Linked DNA regions of Mus musculus: region 1 is linked to region 2. Evidence: chromatin loops called from intact Hi-C (ENCODE). Cell type or tissue: heart. All regions are shown on one strand.

Region 1 (8,000 bases), 74 kb before region 2:
ACACTGGTCGTGCTATGCTGTCTTCCCTTTGGACTGGGAGAGCCCTCTCCTCAATGATTTCAAGCTGTCTGAGCCAGAAGGTTATTGTTCTAACTACTCAAGGTGAAATGCCAGTTGCTCTTAAAGCACCAACACAGCACGTGTGACATCTCCTAAATTTTGGTGTTGGCAGTCTCAGCTCCTTACCATCAGAAGTTGTTTCTAACTCTTCCAGGAACTGTGTCTCACAATCCTTATAATCTTGGCTCCTGCCTCTGGCTCTTCAGAGTCTCTTTTCCTTTGTCTTCCATAGTCTTGGCTTCCCTGCTGTCCCCCAGTACCCTCAATATCCTTAATCTCTTACAGATTCTGTCCTTGGTAGTGCTCTGACCTCTTTCAGCTGACTCTTATAGATATAGCTTGGAGCCTTGGGTATCAGGGCTCATCGCTCTGGAATTCTTGGCAGCCTCCATCCATACCAGCATAGCTAAAGCCACAGTTAGAATACCTGAGGACTTGACATTCCTAACCATCCCAACCTATCCTACTTGTGATAAAAATCCCAATCAGCCAAAGACACCACTCAAGAGAAGACTTTATTAGAGCCAAATGTTGTAATACCAGGGAACAGAGCATGGTGGAAGTTACGCAGACTCACCTGAAAAGAGTAGTCTGTTTAAGCAGCCAGAAGAGGGGCCCAGATGCACATGTTCAGTCTGATTCCACCACTCCTAGTTCCACATATGCAGCTCCGGATTCCACCTGACTCAAGCCCTACACAAAGACCAATGATCGGTTCCCCGTCCACCAGTCACTGGACTTTTTTTTTTTTTTCTGAGTCACAGCAGGAGGAGATGCTGAGCTCACCAAGGTTTGTCTAGCCTTGTTATCTAGAGTCTTCCAAATCTTAGACAGATTGTGTGGGAAGAGGTCCCGGCTGGAGCATGGTCTCCCAAAGCAGACCTTGTTGGCGTCAGTTCCAATCCTGATCACAATTGTTAGTGAAGCTGAAGTTATGTGATTCCTGGAGGGCCAGAGAAGTTTGTTTGTTTGTTTTGTTTTGTTTTGTTTTGTTTTGTTTTGTTTTGTGTTTAAGAGTTGAGATGCCTCTTACTCCACACAGCCACGTTAAGGTAGAGAATATGTCAGCTGTCAATCAGTCAAGCAGCTGACTGAACCACACCTGACATTTAAAATATCATAGGATGTTTACAACAACAGCAACAAAAACCCTAGGGAACTAGCATTAATGGTGTTTAGCAACACACAACTCCTATGCAAATATCTTTAGAGAGAGTTGGGTCATTCTGTGATTCAGTTTTGTGGAATTTTAAAGTGATACATATATGAAAATGTATATTTTATAATAACTCTAAGAAAGGTTAGCCAGGTGGTGGTGGCACACGCCTTTAATCCCAGCACTTGAGAGGCAGAGGCAGGCAGGTCTCTCTGAGTTGCAGGCTAGTCTTGTCTAAAAAGTGGGCACTCACTTTGAAACTTACAGAGAAACCCTATGGAGTGGCAGGGAGAAAAGAAAGGGACAGGTATAAGAAAGCTATGCCTGTTTTCATGTTAGTACATATTGTATGTATATATACACACAATAACATAATAAGACAGTCCTGTCATTAGATTTCCTCTTCCATTAGTTTCAATGGAAACTATTTTGTTAAAAGGGCCTGCACCTCAAAGTGGGACTTTTCATGGACCCCACCCCCAGCTGTATAAATAATGACATGGAGTCAATAATATTTTAATGCCTCAGCTTGGCAGTCTCCCAACGACTCTAGCTGACTAATTCTGGCCTACATCTTGTCACATGGCCAGGTCTACCTCTCTGCTCCGGCCTGAATCATCCCTTCTGTGATCCCTGATGAACCTCCTGCATTTGATTGCTTCTCCCGAAGTTCCTATCTCTGCCTGGAAGTGCCGCCTCCTAGTCCCTGCTCAGCTATTGGCCATCAGTTTTTTATTACATCCAATAGGCAAGGAAGGAAGGATGAATGTTTGCAAAAATATGAGGCTGGCGATGGGCCACGGAAACAACAATACCAAGATGCGACGAGTACTTAGCTCTCTGCAGGTACCCGTTAAACAATTGATGACACAGAAACATACCTTCACAAAATGTACCCTAACAGTACCTTATTTAAAATTGTTTAGAACTGATCTGCACTTGGAGATCTGATTGAGTTGATTGCTCCAATCCAGGATGTGCTGTCTTCTGATTTGTGGTGTTAACCGAATATTCACGATGTGAGGATTAAGGAGAGAATATTATTTTCTTTCACCAGTTTCATTGTGTTTGCCATGAAAGGCCCGAAATTAACCTGTAAACCCCAGTTGCCCAAGGACCAGGTAACTTCCGGGAATGCTGGGAGTTGTAGTTCTCAGAAAATAACAAAGCCTCATAGGAAACTATGATGGCCTATAGGTCATCCTTATAAATCCCTGCTACACAGGCTCAAGGCCATTCCAGCTGAGAAACTCCAGGGAATGGTCCTGATTAAAGTCGAGGATTTGGTGGTCAGTATTTAATATTTAATAAAGCTAGCTTTAATTTGCCCGGAGCTGGTGGACTTGGGGTTTTTTCTCTGGCAAATCCCAGGATTAACAGTCACTGCAGTGTCTCTGTCAGAGTTTCTCCTTCTCAGGCTGCTTCTTCCCATCATGCCTTTCCTGCACCCCTTTTCAGCCCTTTCTGTGATTGTGACTTACAGCACCCCGAGCTCAGGAAGTAGGGAAGCACTTGGGAGTGGGGTGCACGTTAGCTTCCGTTTCATTCCCTTTAACAATCTGACACTGAGGTAGAGGCTTTTTAAAAAACGTGAACTTACTCCTTTACAGTGCTGGAGGTCAAAGTCCAAAATGAGTTCCATGGGGTCTGAGGTGAAGCTGTTGGTGTGGCTGCATCCCTCTGGAGGCTTGAGAGAAGAGTGTTTTGTTGCCTTCCCAGCTTCTAAGGCTTCTTATGCTCCTCGACGCAGGACCTTACTCCATGACACACCCCACTTAGATCGACAGATCTGATCTGATTCTCAGCCTGCTTGCCTCATTTATAAGGACTCTGTGATTAGTGGTCACCCTCAGATCATTCTAGATGACTCTCCACCCCACAATCCTTGACCACATCTGCAAGTCCCCTCTACACGTAAAGTGCCAGATTCAAGGGCTGGATGTCTTTGGGGTGACTAAATTCTCAGAGATGCTGTGCCAAGACTAAATCTGTTTTGGTAAAACATGGAAATACATTCCCCAGAAAGCTTAAGGCACCCATGAATGGCTATGAGTTAGGAGGAAGCTAACAAGCTAATCCTTGTTTCTTTTACACAGGATATTAAGCCGTTCCTCTGACTGTCCTGGAAGTCACCATATTGACCAGGCTGGCCTTGAAGTCACAGAGAGCCACCTACCTCTGCCTCTAGGCCCTAGGAAGGCATTTTTAGGATGAACAAGCTGATGAGATGTCAGCTCTGGACACAGCACACATGCAAAGACTACCTAAACCACAGTTCCAAAAGCCACCTAAATGTGCATTTCAAACTTTGCAAAAACAATAGTAACAACCACAAGAAAGCAGTGTCCTCAGAATTAGTGTCTCTGCCACTTCTCCTGTGCTGTGCCACACCGCATCTTTGGTGGTTCCTAAAAGAAACCTGATACTAACTAATCCAGGGTTGAATCATAAACCCCACGGAGATAAACCAAGAAATAAAAACACTCCTGATGTGTTCCAAAATAACAACAATGTCAGAAAACCGCACCAGGAGGCCATTCATCTGGGTTTGAATTTTAAAGAGGGCTAAACATGGAGAGTCTCACAATTCACCAGCTGCTTTTCTTTCAAAGGATACTCCCCTGGCGACACCTACTGAAGCACAGGCAGACTTCTTTCTTGCTGCGTCACGGGTGTTTCCTTCCCCGCCCCCTCCTTTTGTGGGCGTGTGTGTGTGTGTGTGTGTGTGTGTGTGTGTGTGTGTGTGTGTGTGTGCAGTTTCTCCCTCCTTGTAAGAACTCAGCCCTGCTGCCTGTTCCTGCTGCTGCTGCTGCTGCTGCTGCTGCTCCTCCTCTGACTCTACCACCTCTTTCCTCTCTTTTCTCTTCCTGCTTAGCTCCCTTCCTTCTGGTAAGTATGACAAACACTTCCCCAAGCCCTGAGGGGCAGCCTGTAGCCTGTAGTCTGTAGTGTTCAAAAGTTACAGACGCCAGCAAATGGTAGAAGGGCTTTCCATTGTTCAACTTCACAAGACAGCGGGTGGATCAGGAAGGGATGGTGCGTGTGCGTGTGTGAGCAGCCACAGCTAGCACAGGGGAAACATTCCTCCTTCCCGGAGGGGCACAGAGCCAATAAAGTTTGTAAAAGACAGATTTTAGAGTTTCTTTGTGAGAAGAAACTTTGCTACAAAAAGGACGATTTTAAGGTTCTTTGACTTTGTTTATATTTGGTTTTCCTTCTTGTTAGTTTGTTCTGAGGTGTCTTAAAGAAGTAAATTGTCCTCTAAACAAAATAGGTTACTGTTTTAAAAGAAGGTTGGAGTTTGGAGATACTGCACATCAGTGGAGCATTTGAGGTGCTGAGACTGACACACACACACACACACACACACACACACACACACACACACACATCAACTAATGTGGAACAGGAATTTAAAGAATATCCATAGACCTAAGCTTGAATAGATCACGTGAACATTTTCATGTAGCCTAACCACAGTAAAATGCCCGTGGACTGTTTGAAATAACTGCTTTGAACTTTGATTGACTTCAGATCTCACCCAATGATAATCTCCCCTACACTTAAAAGTTCACATATGGATTCAAACCAGTAAATGGTCACAATTTTTAGTCTGACTGAGAGCCTATTCTCTTGACTTTAGGGATGAAGGGCTAAATGTCAGAACTCATTTTAGAAGAACTTAAAATAACTTCTGGCAGGGCAGCAGGTGACACGTGTCTCTCTGTGTGCTTGGGGGAGGCAGGAGTTATATATAGCAGAGAGCATGGCGAGCGGAGGTCAGGCTCTCGATTGCAGTGGTGGAGACGCAGCCACATTGTGTGATAACCAAGTGATTGAATTAAAAGGAATGACCTTCCTCCTAAGTCCTGGGGGAGCCACAGGTGGGTGGGGACTGTCTCCACACTGTGTCTTCCACTCTCGGGTTGGCAGTCAAGTGTTCAACACCTACTACATTCAAGTGCTTGACACTTGCCCTAAAAATGAGCCAAGGAAGCTATGCAGTTGATAACACAGCATGTTTTTGTTTCCACTGACATGCCAACACAACCGCACGACCCGTGAAGCTAGGGAACGCTGCCATAGTTTTATGCTATTAGTTAGCAGCATAACTATTGCGTTCTATTTGTAAACAAAACGCACCAGAAGTTAAACCCTAAGCCAAATCTCTCCGCCCCTCAGCATGGTAGGAGCAAAGCCCGGAGTCTCTAATGCAATGTGCTGTGTTGTTCCATATTTCCCAGAGGCTCTACTATTATGTGGGTGTTGTTGTTGATGTTGTTGCTGCTGGGAGACAGGATTATATAGCAGAGGCAGGCTAGGGACTCTGTGTAGCTGACAATGACCTTGAACGCCTGACTTGCCTTCCTTTTACAAATAAGAAGTAGACATGCCCCAGCATGCCTGGTTTGAGTCCATATTGCATTTGAATTATTTTTCTAGCTTAAGATATACATTGCTATGTCTTAAAATTCTTACATTTTCCTAGAACTTTTTAAGTTAGAAAATTATCATCTTTTTACTTCAAAGATGAAGTCAGTTTCTAGAGTAAAAGAATGTTATAGAAATTTAAGGAGTTAGTATTATATGTGGGCTGGCGAGATGGCTCAGTGAGCAAAACTGCTTGCTATACAAGCGTAAGGATTAGAGTTCTGATCCTGACAACCATGTGGAAACTTGGATGCAGTCAAATGAGCATGCAATTACAGTGCTGTTAGGGACAGAGGCAGGAGGATAACTGGGGCTTGCTGACTGCCATCCTAGTGCCAGGTTCAGTGAGAGGCTCTTGTTTTAAAGGTAGAAGATGGATGTGACACCAGACATCCTTCTCTGGCCTCTGCATGTACACACACACACACACACACATACACATATGTGTGAAAATACTCATACACATATATACATATGAAAATATATTTCTAAGGATCATCATCATTCATTCATATTACTGACTTATTTATACATTTCTCATTCCCTGTTTTAATTAAAAAACATTAATCTGAAGTTCAAAAACCCTTTTTTTTCTGATTGATAATTGCATGTTGCTTATTATCAGGGAGAAAACACTAGAAAAGCAATTTTACCTAATAATGTAGTAAAATACACAAGTTAAACTTTTTACCTAAAGATTGAAAAATAGCTTATGGATGTAACTGTTACGAATTATTTTTAGTAATCAGAATGGTTCCTGTATTAAATATTAAATTAAAAGTTAAATAAAAATTAAACTTTGCATGAAAATGTCTATGTGCAAGCACTTTTAAGGACTGTGAGGTCTATACCTGAAAATCCTAACACAAATTGACAAATATATTCATAAAAACAATACCATAAATTAACTCAAACAATTTCAACAAAAAGGGGTAGTGCTAAAATGTGAAGATTACACTCAAGATAGGACAGTAATACGACCTGAGTTTTAGTGTCGATGGTATGTGGAAGTTCATTTATTCTGTGGCGGATCCCAAAATTAGGTGGCGCCTCTCTGAGAGATATCCTTATCATTAATATGTAAGTGAAATCGTTAGGTGAACCATGACTGTGCTTCCCACCAGACCCCACTCCCATATGGAGATTAATCATCCTGATCAGCTCTCAGTGGAGCACCCAACTCCCCCAGGGGACAGCTCATCACTCAATCAAAACGGCCCGGGAAAGCAAGATGGCGAGCGGTGCTCAACCTCAGGCCAAGCGCCAGAGCAAGAGGGAAGCCTGCATCCCGAGAAGGGAGCCCATGATGTCGCGGAAGAGTTGAGCAGGCAACTGGAAGACATCATAAGCACGTATGGGTCTGCTGCCAGTCCCCGAGGGAAGGAGAGCACCTCTGAAACTAAGGAGCAGCCCCCAAACACAGAGGCACCAGACAATGAGGATGTTGACTATGAAGAAACCACTGAAGAGATAGACAGAGAACCCACTGCTCCTGAAGAGCCAGCCGCAGCCAAAGAGCCTGTCAGCAATAAAGAGCAAAAGCTGGAAAAGAAAATCTTAAAAGGATTAGGCAAGTATTATGTTCTAATGTCTCTATCTGACATACCCTGTCCCCAACCCTGTTCAAGGGCTGGGATGCCCTCCCCGCCCCCGCCACTCTCACCCCGGCATTTCCTTATACAATGCAGACATTCTCTCTTGCACACTCTCGCTCTCGCTCTTGCTCTTGCTCTCGCTCTCACTCTCGCTCTCTCCTTCCTCCCCAGCCCCCAGCCTGCGAACTCACCTGAGAGCAGACTCCCGATAAACCTGCCTCTAATATACTCTAATCTGGCTCGAATTGGTTTCTTTCACTGGCAGAGAAATAACCTATCCGCCATATAAATATATTTGGATTAATTTCATATCCTCCTTTTGTAATTTCCTAAATTTTCTATTGCTGTGTTTTTCTCTAGCCCATCCCTTTTCGTATTACTAAAGTGAAGGTTTTTCACATGATGCCAGTCAACTTGGCTCACATGCCTACCCTATGGCTCTTAGAATTCCAAACCAAAATTCTTAAGATATTTTTTGGGCCTGTGGTCTAACCCTGACAGGCTCAAGCTTGATCTCATTTTACTGTATTCCCCTGCATCTCTTTCTTTTCCATGCCATCCCTGACCCCACCACTACCCTAGCCATTCTCATCTTCTCTTTTAGTTCTTTGAACTTCCATGCTCCATTTTCCAAAGGCCTGCGCACATTCTACCTAAAAACATCTGCACCCTTCCAGTCCTTTGAGCATAGAACTTCTGCTTGCCATTTAGCTCATAACCAAAAGGTATTTTCTTAGCCACATCCTAACGTTGCAATC
Region 2 (8,000 bases):
TGTTTTGCAGTGCTATGGACAGAACCCAAGGTTTTCTTCAAGATAGATGCAGGCAAGGCGATAAGATACTATGACCAAAACAACTTATAGAAGGAAGGAGTTTATTGGGAATTTACAGTTTCAGAGGGTAAATCCATGACCATCAAGGCAGGGATCATGAAAGGAGGCAGCCAGGCATGAAGCTGTGGCAGTAGCCATGAGCTGACATCTTGAGCCACAAGCACTAGGCAGAGAAAGTCACACTGGGAATGATATAAGATTTTTGAAACTTCAAAGGCCACCCCTAGAGACACACATCCTCCAACAAGGCCACACCTCCTAATCCTTCCCAAACAGTTCTAACAACTAGGGACTAAGCATTCAAATCTACAGGGCTATGGAGGCCATGCGCATTCAATGTACCACACTAGTCTTCTCTCACAGCACTAAATCCTCATTTCTGGTTTTTCAACTTCATTGATTGTCCCCCTCTCTTTTTTTTTTCCTAGCTCAGGCATTTAAGACTCTTAAAGAATGGTTTTAAGTATAACCCAGAACTTTTAATCAAAATGTTATCATATAACTTCAAATTATTTTCATGTATCTTTTAACATTTTAAGAACTAATACATAAGTATCTACAATGTTCATATATTAGCTTTTAACTAATAGATTAATGCTGCTACACTTATCAACGATACAACATATGCATCTAAATCATGTGGAATATGTTGGAGTTTCATAGTCCAGCTCATGGTCAGTTTTGGCAACTGTGCCATGTACAGTGTTGTATGCACAGGCATCTCTTAGTCAGTGGTTCTCAGCCTTTCTAATGCTGTGATCCTTTAATACACTTCCTCATGGTGTGGGACCCTTCAACCATAAAATTATTTTTATTGCTACCTCATAACTTCAATTTGCTACTGTTATAAATCATAATGTAAATATCTGATATGCAGTATATCTGATATACAAGCCCTGGGAATGGGTCCTTCAACCCCCTTAGGGTTAAGAACCCACAAGTTGAGAACCATTGGTCTAAACTATGCTATTCAAATCTTCAGGCTTATTAATCTATTTGGCCACTTGTGCTGTGAGTCAAAATTTCTACTATTATTTCAGGTTTTCTAATTATCCATTTTGTTCTATTAAATATTGTCTTACATATTACCAGGGGTATATGAATTTATGTTTGTGGTAACTTTGGTTTGAAATGATCATTTTATTATAAAATATACTTTCATAAAACTAGTAACTTGTTGCCTGAATGTCTACTTCATCTGATAAAATGCAAATGTGAGTTTCTCATGGTTAATATTTGCATGCTTTAATATTGTCCACTCTACTGCTTTCAATTTTTCTGAATTATTTTACTTTACAACACAGACTTCTATACCACATAGAGTTGAGATTTGTCCCTTTTTTAGATATAATTAATATGTATAATTAAACATTAACTTATTTATTTTATGGCTGTCCCATCTATTTTGTGTTTCAACTTTCTTTATGTTCTTTTAAGCCACTAACATATTATTTTTATTATCTCATTTCTTTTCCGTTAACTACTTTTAGTCATAGTATTTCATTACATATTTTTTGTGGTTACCATAGGGATTTCAACATTCATCTTTGACTTAATAATGTCTAATGAACTGCATTGTCTTTTCAACTTCCTGCTCCAATAAGCCTACTGGGCATTACAACTGCATTTCATACATTTCTACTATCTTCTGATTCATCATCCTATTAATTTAGGGCCCCTCAGTCTTTATTATCTAAACTATTGTTATATAATCCATTGAGCTCTTAATTCCATTTACCAGAGTTTCTACTTGTAGATATTCCACTTGACTTATGGTCTCATTTTCTTGTTTAAATTTCTAATTGAGTGTTCTAGGCACAATTATTTTAAAGCCATGCCTAATTATTGCAACATCTGATTGCTTGAGAAATTTTATATTAATTTCAATAGTTTTGCCTATAAGTATACCAGAAGAAAGCACATTTGATTTCTGGGCATTTTTAATTAAAAACATAATAAAACTTGTGGAATGTGAACCAACAGTCAGGTAAGGTGAGAAACTTAACCTGCCTAGTCATAAATTGAATGGTCTGAAGCTGGGCTCCAGCCTTTTCAGAGCTATCTATCTCCTGTGGTGAAGTGATTTTGGAGTCCAAACTAAGAGCCAGGAATGTTGCAGTCCGGATCCTAAACCACTGGCTGTCTCTAAACTCCAACTTTTGCTCTTGACGCTGCATGAAACTAGAAAGCTTTGACGAGTTTCCCAGCCTCTCAGTCCAGTGCCTTGAAGAAGAAAACTAGTCCAAAAGTCACTTTCTCTTCTTTCATTAACCAGTTCCAGCCACGTAGTCACTATAGAAGAAACTGCAGAATTCCTCTCCTCTCCTCTCCTCTCCTCTCCTCTCCTCTCCTCTCCTCTCCTCTCCTCTCCTCTCCTCTCCTCTCCTCTCCTCTCCTCTCCTCTCCTCTTGGCTCCTTTCATTGCCTCTCCCCACCCCCTTTCCCTCATTTTATTGCTCTTTGTTTTCATTCTTTCTCTTCTTCTTTCTTTTTCATTTTTTCTTTGTGTATAGTATAAGCTGTTTGGGACCTTGCTATTATGGAGACCAGGCTGCCCTCAAATTTATAGTTAGCCTCTCAGTTTTGTCCTCCCAAGTGCTAAGATTACATGTGAGCATTGGCAAGCTTGCTGTTTGAATATCAATCTCTTCATCCTAAAATTCTGATAATTGATCACATTTCCCTTGAGCTCAAGTTAAATGGTTCCCCACTAAATTGGCCTGAGTTCTTATTTCTCTAAGAATCAATTGTGGAATATTATTTGGTTAATTTTGCTAAGATTTTTGTCATGACCTAGTACAGTGGAAATAATGTCATTTGTGAGACCAGACAATGACTCTGAGACCACAGGTGGTTTAGGTGAAAAATGTACCAAGTTAATAGTGCCTATTCTAGCAAGAGACATGATGACAGCATACATGACAAGCATTTGTTAAGCTCAGCCACAATGATTGACAAGTAGAGCATCCCAGCAGTTGCTTTGTGCTCTCTTACATTTAAAGGAGCATACTTGTTAATAAGGCAGATAATTCTTCCATTAACTAAATTATTAGCAAAACATGCATCCCATTGACTCAAACTTTTCTATTACTTTGCATATGAGTTTGATAGAAGTTTGAGTCAGGTAGAAAAAAGAAAGCATGCTGTCGATTGTCTTTGTCCTTTGGGGCTACTGTGACAAAGATACCAGTGATTGTGTGGGTGATAAACAAACAGAAGATATTACTTCTAATTCTGGAGTCCAGGAAGTCCACTAGTCATGTTCTGAAAGATTTCCTGTCTGTAGAGGGCTCATGTCCTCACCCGCAGCCATCTTCATATTGTAGCAACACAGAGAAAGAAACTAGGGAGCTCACAGAGGTCTCCTTCAATGAGGATCTTAACTCCCTTTGTGAGGCCGATGTCTTCATGATCTCATTCCTTCCCAAACGCCACACCCTTCTGCATCATCATGTTGGAGGTAAGAATTTCCATATAGAAACTTAGCAGGGCATCAAGCATTCAGTGCGTAACATCAGTTGAGATGTGGCTGTCGGGAAATAAAGGGTTTAAGTGACTACATGTCGAACAGAGATACTGCATAGAAGGCCTAATGCTCTTCTATCAGCAAGAAAATAAAACACTACGGATCAAAGTGACCAACAAGGTAAAAATCTGAACCAATTCAAGACAGTCTGAAAGATGAGACGTTAAATAAACTGGCATTTTTCCCCCCAAGGGAGGGGCCTATGTGCTTGCTCAGCTTCCCAGCTTCTCCTCCTCCTGTGCCCGCAGGGAACAGACATCTGATTTGTAGCCTGCTTATGTTAGTCCCCTCAGGTCCCTTCGTGTTTTGACATCTCCAACCTCACTGTCAGATTCTAAGGCCCATCCCCCCAAACTGCAAGCAGGGGCAGATGACAGTGGCTTTTCCCTCACATTCATAGTGGGTTTGTGCTGCCACTTGCCTAAAAACACTCCTCTGAGTTGCTGGCTTGCCTTCCTGCCTGCCCAGACACAGCCTCTGCAAGGCAGCCACCTTTAGCACACAGAGAGCAGCAGTGCCACCTACTGAACCACTAGAGGCAGAACTGTCTTTGCAGCCAGTCCCAGACAGATTGTCACTTAATCTGGCAGGACTGCTGTACATGGCAACAGAACTGAAAACCACCTTTGTACAGCAACTAAGTAGGTCTTCTCTTCTGCCAGAGTTAGTAATTGTTTGCTGCTGCCACACTGAAGAGGGTCGCAGGAAGTGTATTCTGTTCTGCAAATGAAAACCGGTTGTAGTTAGGACCTAAGCTGTATCCCAGGTCAATTCAGCAAATGCAGCATCCAACAGTGAATGGACTCCTAAGTTCTTACCCTGTGCTAGGCACTGTGCGAGGCACAAAAGTACAAGTGTAAATGCCTACAGCAGAAAGGCTAAGGAAAGTTGGAAGGCAGACATCTGTTCCCTAGACAACAGACTGCACTCACAGAGCTCAGCTGCATGCAGACATGTCCTGATTTTTGACATTGTAATATGACCATGTCATATAGAGTTAATGATGGAGAACTGCACAATAGAGGAGAGAGAGAGAGAGAGAGAGAGAGAGAGAGAGAGAGAGAGAGAGAGAGAACAGCACAATGTTTTAAGTAAGTTTGCAGCTATCCTAGGTCCAAACATATGACTCAAAGGATGGATGGGGAAAGTCTGGACTTTCTACATTTTCTTGGATTGTATTGTTCCTGATACCAAGTTTAGATTAAAAAGCTGTAATGAGTTCCTCAACATTTTGCTATATTTTGTCTTTTTTATAATTAATTAGAGTTCTATATCATTAAATTCTCAATTCACCAGATGCCCACACAATAATTTCAGAGCCAATTGATGATACAAGCTGCCCACCTAGATTAGACAGGTTATTCCAATTATTCTGTCCTTTTATGATATTCATAGCTACCTGTGGCTATTTAAAGTCACTCAGAATCTGGATCATCTTCCTCTTCCTTCCTCTTCCTTCCTCTTCCTTCCTTTTCTCTCTCTCTCTCTTCCTATCCCTGTCTCTGTCTCTGAAAATCTTAGCTCTGCCTCCCTTTTCCCTGTCCAATCACAGGCTTCTTATTGTATTAACATTTAAATTAATTGGGGGAAAATTCTGCTACATTTTACCCTTTCTGTCCAAATAAGCAAACCTTTTCTTTCAAATATAAATTGTGCACAACTATTACCACTTTGTAATTTATAAAATACAAGATAGACCTAACACCCAGTCCATAATTAATAGAACACTCTGTTATCTAACTTTTAAAAAGGTTTATAAATCCATATGTTATTCCTGGTTAGCTTGTATATTATCTGAAAACTATCTCTCAAATATATTCACTCAATGCTAAATAGTCTGCAATGACCATGAGACTATAACTAGTCTTTCAACCCCATCAGAAATCCGAAAATGACCAACATTATCTGAAAATATAGGAAACCTAACACAGCTTTCAGAACTGAGACAAATTGTAGAGGCAGCTGCCTACCTATACAGCCCCAGAAAGTCAGGAAGTTGGAACATCAGGCTTCAGCCTTCTGGCCCAGGATCAGCTGACAGATCTTGAAAAACAGGAATTATTAAGGACTACCTTATTCTGTCCAAGCAGAACTAAGCTGTCCTAACCTATACCTTTCATCCTCTCAAGGACAGTACAGGTCTGCAGGACAGGTAGGCAATTTCTGCCCAGTGGCCACCTAGCCACAATGTATCACCTCACCGGGAGGTATAAATGCTTAGCTGCTTCTTTGAATCTATGAATGGGAAGCTTTTAGGAGCAGATTTGTCTCAACAAATGAATAAATAACATTAAATGTCACATTCTGTGGATTTCTAATGTTTTTGAAAACCAACTATCTATGTAAAATAATCTGGACTATTGTCTGTTAACTACCCTCATCTATTTCTAATTAAAATATCTGAGAACACCCTAATAATACACTTAGAGCCATGCATTTGCTATTTGGCCCTTAACTCACAGGCTTAAACATCTCAGATCAGTCTATAATAACAGTAACAGAAGGATTGGGTCCAAGCTTTGTACTTCTAAAATTTGTGTATCAATATAAGAAATTTATACTAATGAAAACCTTGATTTTGCATCAAAATAAATTCTATACAAAAACAAAAAATTATGACTTCAACTTAGTAACAATTATAAAGATTTCTACCAAATGAGATTATGGCTATATAATCAATTCTGGCTGTTTCTTCCCTGTTCCAATTATGACCATTTCTAAATTCCTTAGAAAGACAACCTTAGAATAACCACCTCCAGCCCCAAAGCTCAGGGAACTGGGACGACGACTCTTTTCAAGTGGAATATGGGCATTGAGATATTTTTGAAGGGGTGGAGGAAAGGGTAGGGAAAATGGGGGGGTTGGTTGGCTTTAAGAAGGCCACACCAAGGATTGAATTAGTCTCTGATGTCTGTGTCCTGACTTGATCAAGTTGAAAGTCCAAGACATCAGGAGTTCAAGTAACTCAGTTCAGCATGTCTGACTATGAGACTCACCAAGGCCGTCTATTCAAAACAAAACTTTAATATCATCAAGATAACTTTTTTTGGTTTGATTCTCTGGAGTCTAGTTCTTCAGGAGGTCTCCCTTCATCCTATTTGACCTTTTTACTCTGGAAGGTGTATAGACACTAATCACCTTTTCTAAATATGCAAAGACAAAACCTTTCTCCCAAATCTGCATATCCTTGAGCCAGTAACCAAAAAACAAAACAAAACAACAACAACAAAAAAAACCCCTTTATTTTGACCTCTCTCAAAGATGAGTATTGTAACCACAAAACTCAACATCACACCCATTTTGAAAATTAAAACAATTCAAAACAAATGAAGTAAATTAAAATATTGTATGTGCCTATTCTTAAGCCTTTTCTATTTTGCCATGCAGGATAATAGCCCAAAATTTCCATGGAGCCCACATTAGAGAATATGAGTTAGTTATCCTGCAGACCTTATTACACCATCTTTAAAACAATTGATTCATACTTCTATCTATACCTGCTTATAAGCAGGCAGGTAGTCAAACCAGGATTTAAACCCAAAATTTCTGTGGAGCCCACACTAGACAGAATTTGAGTATCCTGTAAGACTTATTAGAGCAATATATCTTTATACCATCTTTAAAGCAATTAATTCAAACTTTCACTAATATCTGCCTATAGGAAGCAGGTAGTTTTTACTTGTTAAGCTCTCTGCCTAGAGCAGCCATCCTGTTACGCCATCTATCTATTGAGCTCTCTACCTGGAGCCACAGACATTACTACTACCTGTGCATAGCAGATAATTATCACTGCCCTCTCTACTTGGAGTCAGTGACTAATTTTCTCTATCCTAGTTCCAAACTGCAGGCGAAATTCCCCATGTGATTTGGACAAAATCTGTATATAAATCTATCCTAAAAGCAAATAATCCCAATTTTATAAATTTACAGTTAAATCAATATCTGCCCCAAGATGTAGGCAGCTTCCATTCTCTAGCTCTCTGACAAGGGCAGCCATCTTGTCTCTTTCTATAGCAGGGCACCTCAGAGCCCTCTTTCTTTGTTTTGAAGTTCCCATGCTTGAGTCCATGTGACTAGTCCCAGCACCACCTTTCTCTCACTTAGAAAATAAAACTCTACTTCTCAGGCTAATAATCTTACATTTCTCGTGGATTCTTGCCCAACTCATTGGTTTGCCACCTGTTGCAGGAAATTTTTTTTTTTTTTTAAATCCATGCTATTGCAGGCAAGCCACAGGCAATGGCTGACCTGTTCTCATCTCATGGAGACTCTCTGACTCAGAACTCTGAAATCTCTCCAACTTGCTCACTAAGTGCCCATTGGCAGGTCGCTACCACACCAGCCCCATACTTCAAAACTCCCAAGTCCTTTTGGGGTACACATCAGGCAAACCCACACTTTGCCACCATACCTT

What was found. Peaks named below come from ENCODE experiments on the same cell type or tissue, not always from the same donor. Only the 100,000 strongest peaks of a DNase experiment are listed, where the experiment ranks them.
Region 1: a loop joins it to region 2, with 2.4 times the contacts of the local background. A loop is called at or near these places in 7 of 42 quality-filtered maps.

The regions. Positions count from the first base shown.
Region 1 is chr10:17,792,317-17,800,316 of GRCm38, forward strand. Txlnb (taxilin beta) reads left to right here and starts at 3,903. Exons shown (of 10, transcript NM_138628.3): 1 at 3,903-4,105; 2 at 6,772-7,217. The coding sequence starts at 6,785. It overlaps Gm20655 (a long non-coding RNA gene), which reads right to left. Exons shown (of 5, transcript XR_871470.3): 2 at 638-8,000. In heart, a CTCF peak has its summit at 3,842; DNase peaks (open chromatin) are centred at 3,925 and 5,065; H3K4me3 peaks cover 2,827 bases; H3K27ac peaks cover 3,812 bases.
Region 2 is chr10:17,866,059-17,874,058 of GRCm38, forward strand. No RefSeq gene overlaps it. Among named protein-coding and RNA genes, the nearest start is that of Gm20655, 34 kb to the left of the region's middle. In heart, a CTCF peak has its summit at 4,118 (motif pointing left); a DNase peak (open chromatin) is centred at 4,043; H3K27ac peaks cover 523 bases.